Linked DNA regions of Mus musculus: region 2 is linked to region 1. Evidence: chromatin contacts called from ENCODE Hi-C or POLR2A ChIA-PET data. All regions are on one chromosome and are shown on one strand. Each heading gives the region's core, a stretch centred on a gene start or an enhancer-like site at or near the end of the contact. The rest is flanking DNA. Distances are from core to core; before and after follow the strand shown.

Region 1 (5,988 bases), core at 1,009-3,508:
ACAAAAACGTAATCATAAAAATAAAGTATGTCTTCCTGGAAGTTGGAAGTTGGAAGTAAAAGTGAGGAGTGGGCTAGCCTTCCCTAAATTTTATTTTATATAGTATGCTAAAAGTAAGTCGTAACGCTTCACCCAGCAATTAAATATATCAACTTTTGCTGATTTTTAACTCTTCAAAAAGAAGCACCTCAAAACCCTCCAGAAATGTTTCCTCTGTCTGCCTTGTGTCTGTGAAAGTTGTCATTTCAAAAACAGGGCCTTCCAGCTGCTCAAAACCTAGGAAATGTCCGGGGCTTCATTTTCTCACCACTGACATCTGTGCCTACCTGGTTTGTCCCTGCCTCCTTTCTCATATAGCAAGACAGAGATAGGAGTTAGCGCAGACTTCAGACCAGTGTACTGTGGATAAGGAATACTTGTTTCTTTCTGTCAGTTGCATGCAGAGGGATATGATAGGACTTTCAGTATTATCACTTGGAATACCCGTGGTTTAGAGGATTTTTTTCTTTAAAATTTATTTTCTTTTAAAAATAAACAGAATACCACACCTCTAAACAGTACTTCACTTTCTAAACTTCATAAACTTCTTTTTCTTTAGGTTTCTTTTTCTACTCTTATGCAAGCACACATGTTCACTTAATTTATTTATGACTATGAAAAAAATATCTTAGGAACGAATCAAGGAAATAAAACAGCTGGGACAGATGTGGTGGTGCACACCTTTAATTCCAGCACTCAGGAAATAGAGGCAGTGGGGTCTCTGTGAGTTTAAAGACAGCCTGATATATCTAGTGATTTCCAGGCTAGGCAAGGCCACTCAGTCAAACCTTGCCTCAAAAAACAAAAACAAAACCACCCCCCCCCCCAAACAAACAAACACACAAACAAAAAGTCCAAAACCCAAAACCAGAACAGAAAGGTTTTCTTACTCGGTTTACTTTTAAAATTTAGGCTATCAGTTAGACTATAAAAATCATACTATTTAATCTTCAAAACTGTTTGTATTTAAGATTCTTGAAAATTTTGGATCCTGGTCAGAAGGAACTCCAGGAAAACATCTGGGACCTAGAATAGTCCCAGTGAGTTGTAGATGCTGAATAACCATTTAATGAAGGCAATCTTGGGAAAGCTTATTTTAATCTTTAAATAAAAACTAAAATCAACTCTAAGAATGAAGGAGACTAAAAGAACTCATATGCTCAAAAGATTGCTCAACTAGTTAAAAACTTGTGTGTGCATTTTATTCTGTTTTAATTCCTAGGTTCGGTTCTTTCTAAGTATCCCTTTGACTTGTTTATATCAAACTGTTAACAAGATCTGCCAAAGATACAGCATAGTAAAAATATCATTAAAACTAGATCTCGCTTTCATTGTCTCTAGAAATCACCCACCATAGAGTAGTCATATACAGCGGGAAATACATAAAACAAAGGATGTGTGTGCGTGTGCGTGTGCGCGCGCGCGCGCGCGCGTGTGTGTGTGTGTGTGTGTGTATTATAAATCTTGGCTATATTGAACCAAGAGGTCTATTTCTAAGGCAGACTGTCGATTGTCATTTTCCCACAAGGTGTGTAATTTCAGCACACCTTGTGTACCCATACAGGTGATTGCCCTCTGACTTTCAAGTGCACATTCGGCTACTTTAGCATAAGGTTTATCTTTGTTTCTGCCTGTTGTATTGATTTTTTTTCTTACTTTCTGAATTTGCTTGCTAACGAGGCAGTCACAATCTCAAAGCATTCTAGTCTTGATAAACTTATCTCGCACTATTTTGGCCTATGTGATGGCTAACCCATTGACAAAAGAAATCTAAGCTGATAAAAGCCTTTCTCGGCCACTTGTTAGCAGGCCGGGCTGTAAAATCATAACACAATGCTCGCCTCTTTCATGGGGCACCACAAGGCAGCGATCAAACCCATCCCTCCTCACTTCCATATCCAGTGGAGTTGTAGTTTATTACCATAACCCTCCCAAGTCAAAAGGACACCAGTTTCAAGCCTGGCAACTTGGTATAGAGAGGGCTTCCTTCCTGACCCCTACTCTGCTGGGCCTCACTACCTGTCTTCGCCCACTGTCTACAGGTCCCGAACATTAGAAAATAGAAAATGTGATGATCTTTGTGTGTCTCTGTGAAATGTGTGTATGTGTGCGTGTGTTTGGGTGTAACGCGCCTCCTGTTTGGCTGCGCCGCCCGTCCGTCACGGCGCGGGCCAATGGCAGGCTGCCTTATATAAAATGAGTGTTTTCAGTCTCTCCGGGTTGCATGTACTGTATGTGGAGCAGTGTACAGTGGAGCGGAGGCAGCGCGGCTCCGCAAGCTCCTCTCCACTTTCCCATAGAGAGCCCCTGACTGGCCGCTGAGGGCGAGCCACACACACGCCCTCGCGCCGCGGCGAGCCCGCGAGGTAGGCGCCCGCCATCCGCAGCCTTCGCAGGCGCTCTCCCGCACTTTCTGTTTTCCTACTCACTTGCGAGCCGCCGGGGCTGCAGCCCGAGGACTCCGCGGCAGGAGCGGCGGCAGCGGCGGCGGCAGCCGGTAGGGTGGACTTGAGGAAGGCGAGGGGAACCCGCGCGTCCGGAGCCCGAGCCGCCACCGGCCGGCGCCTCGCGGGCCACTTTCCCCTCAGCCAAAACTTTGGGTGGCGAGAGGTCGGGCCGAGGGTCGCGGCGGCCGCGCCGGCGGGCCCGGGCCGGGGGGCGCGCGGCGCTGCCCGGCGAGCGCGAGCTGGGGGCCGGGCTGGGGAGGAGTAGGCCAGCCGGTGCCAGGCTGCGTTTGCAGGCAGCACCTCTCGGCGCCCGGGCAGCGCCGCCCGAGGGGGCACGGAGCCGGGGCGCGGGGTTGAGCCGCCCGAGGAAAACAACAACGGAGCGGTCCCCTCACGCCGGCGGGCGGCTCGTGGCCGCCCCGGGAGCCCCAAACTTCAAGGAGGCGAAAGTACGTGGAGGAGCCCCGGGCAGGGCTCGGCTGCCGGGGGAGGTGGGGCCTGAGGAGCCCGGGGCAGGGGTGGAAGGTACGGGAAGGCTGCCCTCGGTGGGTCGGGGCTACATTTGGTGTGTGTGCGACGGTGACCGGGACCGGCAGCCCGGTTGCTCGTTCATCTGCAGAGTTAGGATTTGGGTGTTCCGGCCCCGAGATCGGTGTCCCCCTCACCCCCCACCCCCAGCCAAATGCGCGGCGAGTGGAGAAAGTGCTGTTCCAGTGCCAGAGTAGCCTGGAGGAAGAACAGGGGAGAGGGGAAGAAGGCGAAGAAGGCGAGAGAGGGAGAGGAGGGGAGGGGAGGGAAAGGGGAGAGGGAGGGGAAGAGAGAGAGAGAGAGAGAGAGAGAGAGAGAGAGAGAGAGAGAGAGAGAGAGAGAGAGAGAGAGAGAAACGGGAGGGAAGAGAGGAGGGGGGAGAGGACGAGGGAGGCTGTGTCAGGATTTTGCTTGAATGTGGGATTATGTTGTGTCAATAAGTTTAAGGTGGAGAGAGCGAGGCTGGGGGTGGTGGCGGTGGAGGGGAGGAGGAAGGCCTTGGCTGGTTAAAGACTCATTCTGAAGGTAAGTTATGGCATTGCACGGTCGCGATGACAGAAAACTTGCAGATCCTTTATCCGGGGATGGGGTCGATGCCTCTAGAAAGAGCTCCCCAACCCTCGGAAGCCACGCTCGTGTTACACTGTTATTTTCTGCGATCCGGGTCGCTAGTAAATTACAGAAATCAGACTGGAGGCTTCTTTCCCTCCTCCACCTCGAATCGCTCGCTCACCCTCAGAAATGTATTATTATTATTATTATTTTAAAATTTATTTTGGGGAGATCGCATGAAACTTAACGTAACTGAGACCGAACCGGATTCTTGTAATTTACAAGGACCCCGAATCCAGGAATCTGGAACACGTTTATGTGTGAAATACCCGCGATCATTTCTGCTAAATGAGGAAGGTAAAACGAAACGATGCAAAAAGCTAAGACACAACATGTACGACAGAGGAGGGGGGGGGGAGAGGGAGAGACACAGAGACAAGCTATTTTTTGCTTTCCTTTCTACAGAAAGGAAAATAAAGCGTGCATTCCCCTTCCTTCCCAGTGTGTAGGGTCTAGTCAATATTTTAACTGTCTGAGGACAAATTAGCCCAGGTGGATCTTGTTGAAAAGTTTCTCGAGGTGGGGTGGAGGTGGGGGGGGGAGGTAGCTGGAGGGGGAGGTGGGTGGAGGTGGTGGGGGATGGGGACCGAGCTAGCTCTGCCTCGGCTAATGGTCATTGGCCTGGGGCTTTGAAACCATTGCCTGTCCTGCTAATGACACGTCCAGTTCTCGTCTACCGGCCGTGGACGCCGGGCTGCTGTTCCTGGGGCTGGCTGGCGGGGACTGGGGTACTTTCCCTGCACGAGGAGGGGCGCTCTCGGCCATCCCTTGGGGCTGCCCACTCGCGGCGTGGGTTCCCCACGCGCGTCCTCTCCCCTGCGCGCCGCCGCCACCTCTGCTCGCGCGACTTTTGTAGCCAGTCTACGGCCAGGGGGCGCGGGGGTCCCCGCAGCGGACATCTCCGGGCGGCCACCCGGCACCCGGCCCCACGCGCGCCACGCCGCGCGGTCCAAGGCTGGAATGGCAGCGCGGGGCCGGGCGGCGGCGGTGCCTCCCTGGGGGGCGGCAGAGGCAGCGGCGGCGGGATCTTCGCCGGGGCCCGCGGGAGGAGGAGGAGGAGGAGGAACGGGAGGAGGAGGAACGGGAGAAGGAGGAGGGGAAGGAGGAGGAAGAGGAGGCGAAGGAGGCGTTTTTTCCCCCCAGACCGCCGCCAGTTCGAGCGGGCACGGGCACAGGGACACCCCACTCGTTGCTCCTACGTTCTGGAAAGGTGTTTAGAAGACTTTTACGCCCGGAGTGTAGGGTTTGCACTTCATTTTTTTCCTTCCCCCTCTTCCCCAAAGCAAGATGGACTCTATTGCCTTTCTCTTTCTCCCTCTACCTCTGCCTCTGTCTTGTCAGCCTTAAAGATCGACATTTTGTACTAAGATGCAAAGTTGATGGTGACCAGCAACAAAGCCTGGGTGGGCTCCCGGGATCCCTCCCTCTCTCCTTCTCCCTCGGCGTTTCCTAGCCTCCCCCACCCCGACCTCGCCGACCTGGTGGCCTGAGCTTGCTGTCGTGGGCTGTGGAGAATTTGTTTCCCCAGGTCGACTCCGATCTCCGTCTCAGAATTGTGACCCAGCCAGGCTGTTGGGAGCTGGCTGTGGCCGCCCAGGTCTGCAGCGCTGAGGGCTGCGATACCTGGACCCGCTGCTACGGTTGCTCCTCCAGGCTGCCTGGCTCTTGGGCAGAGGGAGGCACGGAGTGCCTATCGATCTTTACCGATTTGGTTACCGGTGTATTTGCCCAGGGGGTGGTGATCACTTGTGCAAGTTGATGAATGATCGTGGTGTGGGCTTTGCTGTTCAGAACAGATCAACTTTCTGCTTTGTACAGACAGAGTAGGAAGCAAGGTTCTGGGCAGACCCAGGAATGCCAGCTGGGCTGCCCCCACCCCCTTTGAATAATCAAAGATGCTTTCCCTTACTGCCCTTGCTGCTCTTTCGTGGAGGAGGGTGGAGACAGGCAAGGGGTTGGTATGGAGCTGTGCCCTTCCCTCATTGAACTCTTGGAAAGCCTTCCCATTCTGATGATGTGCTTTTATTTGCTACCTATAGGTCACTATCGTCTGACAAAGGCTTTGCTGCAGTTCATCTTCCTTCCTGTGTGCCTCCCATTTACCTTCCAGGGTAAGTATGCACACTCCTGAGAGAGGGAACTGGGTGTCTCTTGGTAGTGACAGAAGGGTCATTATTAGATGCGTAGTGGGGTCATGTGGGGTTATAATTCTCTACCCCGCAGTTGTCTCACTGAGTTTCTCTCACAGCCAAACTCAGGATTTTTAGTCTTTCCAGTTCACCTGCAGGTTATTGACAGCGAAAGTTAGTTGAAATGTTTGTTTCTTGTTTACCTGCAAGTGCCACTTGAAAACTAATTATCA
Region 2 (5,988 bases), core at 1,892-4,391, 320 kb before region 1:
TCCTCCAGGGGGCAGTGCAGTTCTGAGGATCAGTCTGACCTCTGTTGCCCTGGCTGGAATCTCCTCCCCGCCTGTTTCCCTTACATGAATTAGGACATCGCTTTAAGCTGAGCCATAGTTTCTCATGCAAAAAATGAAGAACAGAACCAACAAAATTGTTGTACAGACGAATTGAGAAAATGGACAAGATGTGACATGTTCTATCAATGCTGTACTCCTATTCTCTTTATTCGCATTATGCTAATTTTCCCTGAGCTAGTTTCACTGAGCATTGTTTATTGAGCTTATATATTTTTAAAAATATATAACATATATGAATCTTATTAGGCATATAGGTAAAGACACTAGAAACACAATATATCTATCACTTATCTCCATAAATCCAGTCATGTGAGAGAAATTAGATCGATAGTCCCTTAAGATCCACACATGAAGAATTACTAAAGTACAAGGGAGAGAGGGAATCTCCATCGGATTTGGAGGAGGGGATCATCTTGCCATTGTGAGGGTAAACAGATGGATAAAATTAAATTGGAATTGAAAATGCCACCTCCCAATGTCTTGCTAATCATTTCCCTACCATGAGTGCATCCCTAGAGGTGTAAACAAAGATATGTGGTCATGATTCAGCCACTTAACGCTCTTTCCTAGTCCTGAGTTCTTAAGAGAGAATCGAATCACGGAAGAGCCAGAGCATAGCACAGCGGTGCTGGTGGGTGATGAGCAGATCTGAGAGCAGGAGGGAGATGTACTGATGCCGAGGCTGCTCCCAGGGAAAGACTGGGGGAACCCCCAGCTGGTTATCATCCCTCTGGTTCCCATATCTCCTTCTGAATCTGATGTCTAAACCCCTGGCCATTATCTAAGACCCATTAGGGCAGTGGTTCTCAAGCTTCCTGACACTGCAAATTTATACAGTTTCTCCTGTTGTCCTGACTTCCAACCATAAAACTGCTACTGCTATGAATCATAATGCAAATATCTGATATGCAGAATATCTGATATGTGACACCCAAATGGGCTTACAGTGTTGAAAACCTCTGCCTTACGTGACGGTCTGGCTACTTTATATATATATATATATATATATATATATATATATATATATATATATATATCTTAGAAATTTTCTATTCTTTAAAACTTTTGTTGTTTTGTTTTAGTTTTAATTTTTCATTAGATATTTTCTTTATTTACATTTCAAATGTTATCCCCTTTCCTAATTTCTCCTCTGAAAATCCCCTATCCCCTCCCCCTCCCCCTGCTCACCAACCCACCCACTCCAGCTTCCTGGCCCTGTCATTCTCCTATACTGGGGCATAGAACCTTCACAGGACCAAGGGCCTCTTCTCCCATTGATGGCCAAAAAGTCCATTCTCTGCTACATATGCAGCTAGAGTTATGAGTCCCACCATGTGTTTTCTTTGATTGGTGGTTTAGTCCCAGGGAGCTCTGGGGGTACTTGTTAGTTCATATTGTTGTTCCACCTATGGGGCTGCAAACTCCTTCAGCTCCTTGGGTCATTTCTCTACCTCCTTCATTGGGGACTCTGTGCTCCGTCCAATGGATGGCAGTGAGCATCCACTTCTTCATTTGTCAAGCACTGGCAGAGCCTCTTTAGAGACAGCTATATCAGGCTCCCATCAACAAGCTCTTGTTGGCATCCACAATAGTGTCTGGGTTTGGTGGGTGTTTTGGGGATGGATCCCCAGGTGGGGCAGCTATTAAAAACAACGAATTTATGAAATTCGTAGGCAAATGGATGGATCTGGAGGATATCATCCTAAGTGAGGTAACCCAATCACAAAAGAACACACATGATATACACTCACTGATAAGTGGATATTAGCCCAGAAGTTCAGAATACCCAAGATACAATTTGCAAAACACATGAAACTCAAAGAAGAAGGAAGATCAAAGTGTGGATACTTTGATCTTTCTTAGAAGGGGGAACAAAATACCCATGGAAGGAGTTACAGAGACAAAGTTCTTTACAACATTTAACCTCACCTGTCCCTGTGAGTCACCGAGTGAAATTTTGCAGTGCCGTGGGGATCGTCCCTCTGCGTTTCCAACCGACCTCTGGCTGTTGCTTGCATGTATGCTATGATAACCATTTTCTTGCCTTTTCTCGGTATAAAGAGGGACTTGATCGTGACACTGCTTTGTCTTTGCAAATTGCAAGGAAAAGCACCGTCTAAATTTTCATTTATCAAAAGAATCAATTGTTCCCCCTTCCTCTGTGGTTCACTCCTCCCAGAAGGGATCCCGCATTCTTCACTCTTTTCATTTTATGATACCCAACAAAGAACGGGGAAAGGCTACACTGGGAAGAACAGTGCACGGAAATAGAGAAGTGGAGGTCATTTTCTAGTTCCCCGAAGGGGTCTGTGATCCATTGCTATCCTTGTTTTTCTCTTAATAATAGGCTGACCAAGTTGACCTTCTTCTAGGGTCAAATATCAGCAGTTAGGTACTCGATGCAGTGGCCTCAGACAAGGGCACTGCCTGCTCTCGGTACTCGATGAAGGAGCCTGAGGTGAAGACGTTCATCCTCTAACAAGCCATCTGGGACCCTTGAGGCCTTAGGAAAGGAACCCACACTGAAAATCACCTATGTGAGTACAGTAAGAGTAGAAGAAGAGAAAAATAATAACTTGCCTTCCCTATTTAGGCAATAGGCCTGCCTGCAAAAGCCAGAGCTTGGCACTTCTGTATTCCCAAATGTCTCCCTGCCACCCCTTCTCACTTTCCAGTTGTCTCCAGATTTTATTTTGTATCCACTTTAGCTATGAGGTCACAGTTAATCCTTGAAGAATGTGTCTTGCTATAGGCAGAAACCTGATTCTTTCTGGGGACCAAAAGAAAAAAAGAAGACAAAGAAGAAGAAGAAAAGAAAAAAAAAAAACAGTAGACTTTGGGAAAACTGCAGTTGCTTTTGCATGTACAGGGAGAGCTTTTAGAGTCATTAGACTTAAAATGTTCTGTTTGTGAGACTGTCAAAAAGTTACTGCTCCCTGGAGGTTCCCCTAAGCCCCTCCCACTGACTCATGTCAGCTTGACTGCAGCTGCTCAAAAGCATGGGAATTTAAAAGCTTGCCACACAAGTGCAAGAGCTGTTGCCAGAACCGCTGCCACCAGACTGAATGGAAAGTCCCTACTGCAGAAGGTGTGGGGAGGAAGGGCCATCAACGGCAAAGCAGTGGAATGCAGGGTTGATAGAGATAAAAAGAAGCAGGAAGGAAATCACAAGTTCTCGGAGCTGCAAACTATTTCACCCTTTGACCTTGGGAAAGAAAACTCTCAGAACTTCAGTGTCCCTCTTTTGGAGAGGTTTTCTTTGACTTAAACTTTCCCTAGAAGTCAGAACTGATAAGTTGCCCATCATACCACTGGTCTAATATTTTTTTCATCAATGCTCAAAAGAAACTTCAATAGGAAGTTTTACTTTTGCTTTATTGTTATTATTTCCAGCCTAATAAAGTCCCAGCATTTTCCAGGGAAAGTATGTCTTAGCTCTCTGGTCCAGAAGTCCCCAGAGCCCAGGAAACGAGGTAAACAACGGCAGAGCCATGAGGCAAACTCCATTACTGCAGAGTTCTTCTCTTTGCCCCTTTCCACACCCCCTTCTGGAGTTCTGTAATTTTCCCATCTCACGCGTCAAACAGGAACATGATTTCACAAGCATCCATCCAAGGTATAAAAGGGAACATGGCTATTTTTGTCAGTCACTCTACCTTCAGAGATAGAAAGGACGGATGGAGGACGGAGCGGGCAAAGCTGGAGAAATGCTCTCTGGGTGTGAGCATTGATGCTGACTGCTCCCGCGGAGGGCAGGGGTTCAATTCCCAGCGTTCACTTGACAGCTAACAACCGTCTGTAATTCTAGTTCCAAGGGATCTGATACCTTCTGATCACTGAATACACGTGGTGCACAGATACGTGTGCAGGAAAAACACCCATACACATAAAATTAAAGATACAAAGGAAGCCGTTCTCGTGGCACTAAAATCTCCACGGCGTGCTTTATGGGGACTTCCTATTTAAACTGGACATCACAGTCCATCCATAGCTCACAATGAGACATATTGGAGATGGGAATGTAAAAAAAATACTGCAAATTTCTCCAGAAATACCTTTGTTTATCCCCCCCATCCACCCAAATGCAATGGTGCTCGTTATACCTGCTTGCCTACGCTGAAGCCCTTACCCCAGACAGAAACATCTTCAGTGCTTGTGAGAGAAAGCCTGCCTTGCTAGAAATGGTGTCTTCCGGAGCCTTTCTTCTTCTGTTAGGAAAACTTCTGTTAATGCTCTCCTTCCTTAGAGTTGATCCAGCCTGAGAGCACTTCAGACTGAGTCTCTTTCTCATGCCTGGAACCCCATCGCCACCGGCCCATCATCCCTAGTCGCGGCATCCCTAGACGGCTTCCTGCCACTTTGCATTGGGATCTTCATTTGAGGTGGGTCTTGTGGAAAGCCCGACTGATTCATTTTCTGCCAGGTTCCCAGTACATTTCCACAATGATCCGAAACTATTTATAACCGCTTTACTTCCTGGAATGTTTTTGCTGCGCCAAGGAAACTTCTAAAGTTTAAGGACGTCACTTTAGAACTGGCTGCTTGGCTCTGGTCCTACTTTCTTTTTAAATTCTGAACTAACAACAACTACAAAAAAAAAAAGAGCTGATGTTTAAACTGTCTCTATTAAATTGCCTTTCATTTATTTGTTTATTTTTGATAAGATTATGCCTCTTCAGCAAAACTCTTCACTCTCAGAGGACAAAAACTATGCCAGCTATTTACTGGTTTGCTTGTTCATTCCTTGCTTACTGCCACACTCCTTCCTGAGGTCAGCCCATAGCAAACCTACACACAGTGGGAGCACACACAGCAGCATATAGGTGTTGGAATCAACAAGGTATTTTGGCATTAATGTCTGCATTTCGGGTGGGCAATGCTTTTAGCCCTATAGAAAAATAAAAATGGAAATATTTGAAGGTTGGCCTATGAAATGCAAACTGACCTTTCTCTCATAGCTAAAACCTGTGGACTGGGAAGGGGTACATAATCCCCATACTAGAAGGCAGGATAATACCACACGGACTTGTCATCGAACAGCTATACATATCAGTGCAGCCCCTGATCCACTTAACCTCCTGTTTACATCTTTTTCAGATGTGTGTCATGTGTCCAGATGTTTGACACTGTGCCACAAAACTCTCATGGACAAATGTGGCAGAGCGAACCTCGTTCTGGGATGTGAGCTGACCACGGGGCAGAGCGGGGGAGGGCACTGCGCATGCCTGCAAGTGCACTCTGCTCTTTTCATTAGACATGACTTCTTTCACGCTCTGCCATTGCTTCTTGCAAGAATGTTTATGCTACACATTGTTATAACTATTAAGCTTTATCCTTGTACACATTTGTGGATTTTGAATTTTTAGAACTAGGTAGATGGCTTAGAGGGTAAAAACACTTGCTACCAAGCCGGACAACCTGACTCCGTCTCCAGAACCAATAAGATAGAAGGAGAGACCTTACTCCAGGCAGTGATCCCCTGACTGCTGCATGCCACACACTAAATAAATGTAAAACTTTGCTTAATTTTATATTTAAATTTTTTAAATTAAAATCTTTAGTATTTATATCACTATTCACATATATTCATTTTATTGACTAATGGATTTGTTATTGCATTCATATATTATACATATAATTACATCATTTTATATACAATAATGTATGTTGTATATATTCATATCCTATTACTTTCTCCTGCCCTTCCTACTGGTTTCCTCCCACTTTCCAAATAGCTTCTGTCTTCTTTCAACTCTTTTTAAATTAAATCTAGATTTATATATGAGAAAAATGTGGTATTTGTTTTTCTGAGCCTTGTCTGTTTATTCTAAAGATTTCCAATTCTCTCCATCTTCCTGTAAATGATATATCTTCCTAATGGTTGACTAACACGTGTGTGTGTGTGTG

Evidence for each region. Hi-C counts contacts between places; a loop is a spot of excess contacts on that map. ChIA-PET counts read pairs that join two places held with the same protein, here RNA polymerase II (POLR2A).
Region 2: a map of heart shows a loop between it and region 1 (10-fold over the local background). The contact joins the enhancer-like site here to the promoter of Bbx in region 1. A Hi-C loop is called at or near these places in 1 of 37 maps with a recorded cell type or tissue (heart). POLR2A ChIA-PET finds 5 or more read pairs at or near these places in 1 of 5 experiments (Patski).

Annotation. Positions count from the first base shown.
Region 1 is chr16:50,428,659-50,434,646 of GRCm38, reverse strand. It overlaps Bbx (bobby sox HMG box containing), which reads left to right and starts at 2,258. Exons shown (of 17, transcript NM_027444.3): 1 at 2,258-2,405; 2 at 5,666-5,737.
Region 2 is chr16:50,750,949-50,756,936 of GRCm38, reverse strand. No RefSeq gene overlaps it. Among named protein-coding and RNA genes, the nearest start is that of Dubr, 21 kb to the right of the region's middle. Within about 2 kb of position 3,141, at least 1 of the 3 ENCODE cell types and tissues checked has a DNase peak (open chromatin) inside an H3K27ac peak, as active enhancers do; it is heart, where a contact is called at or near this core.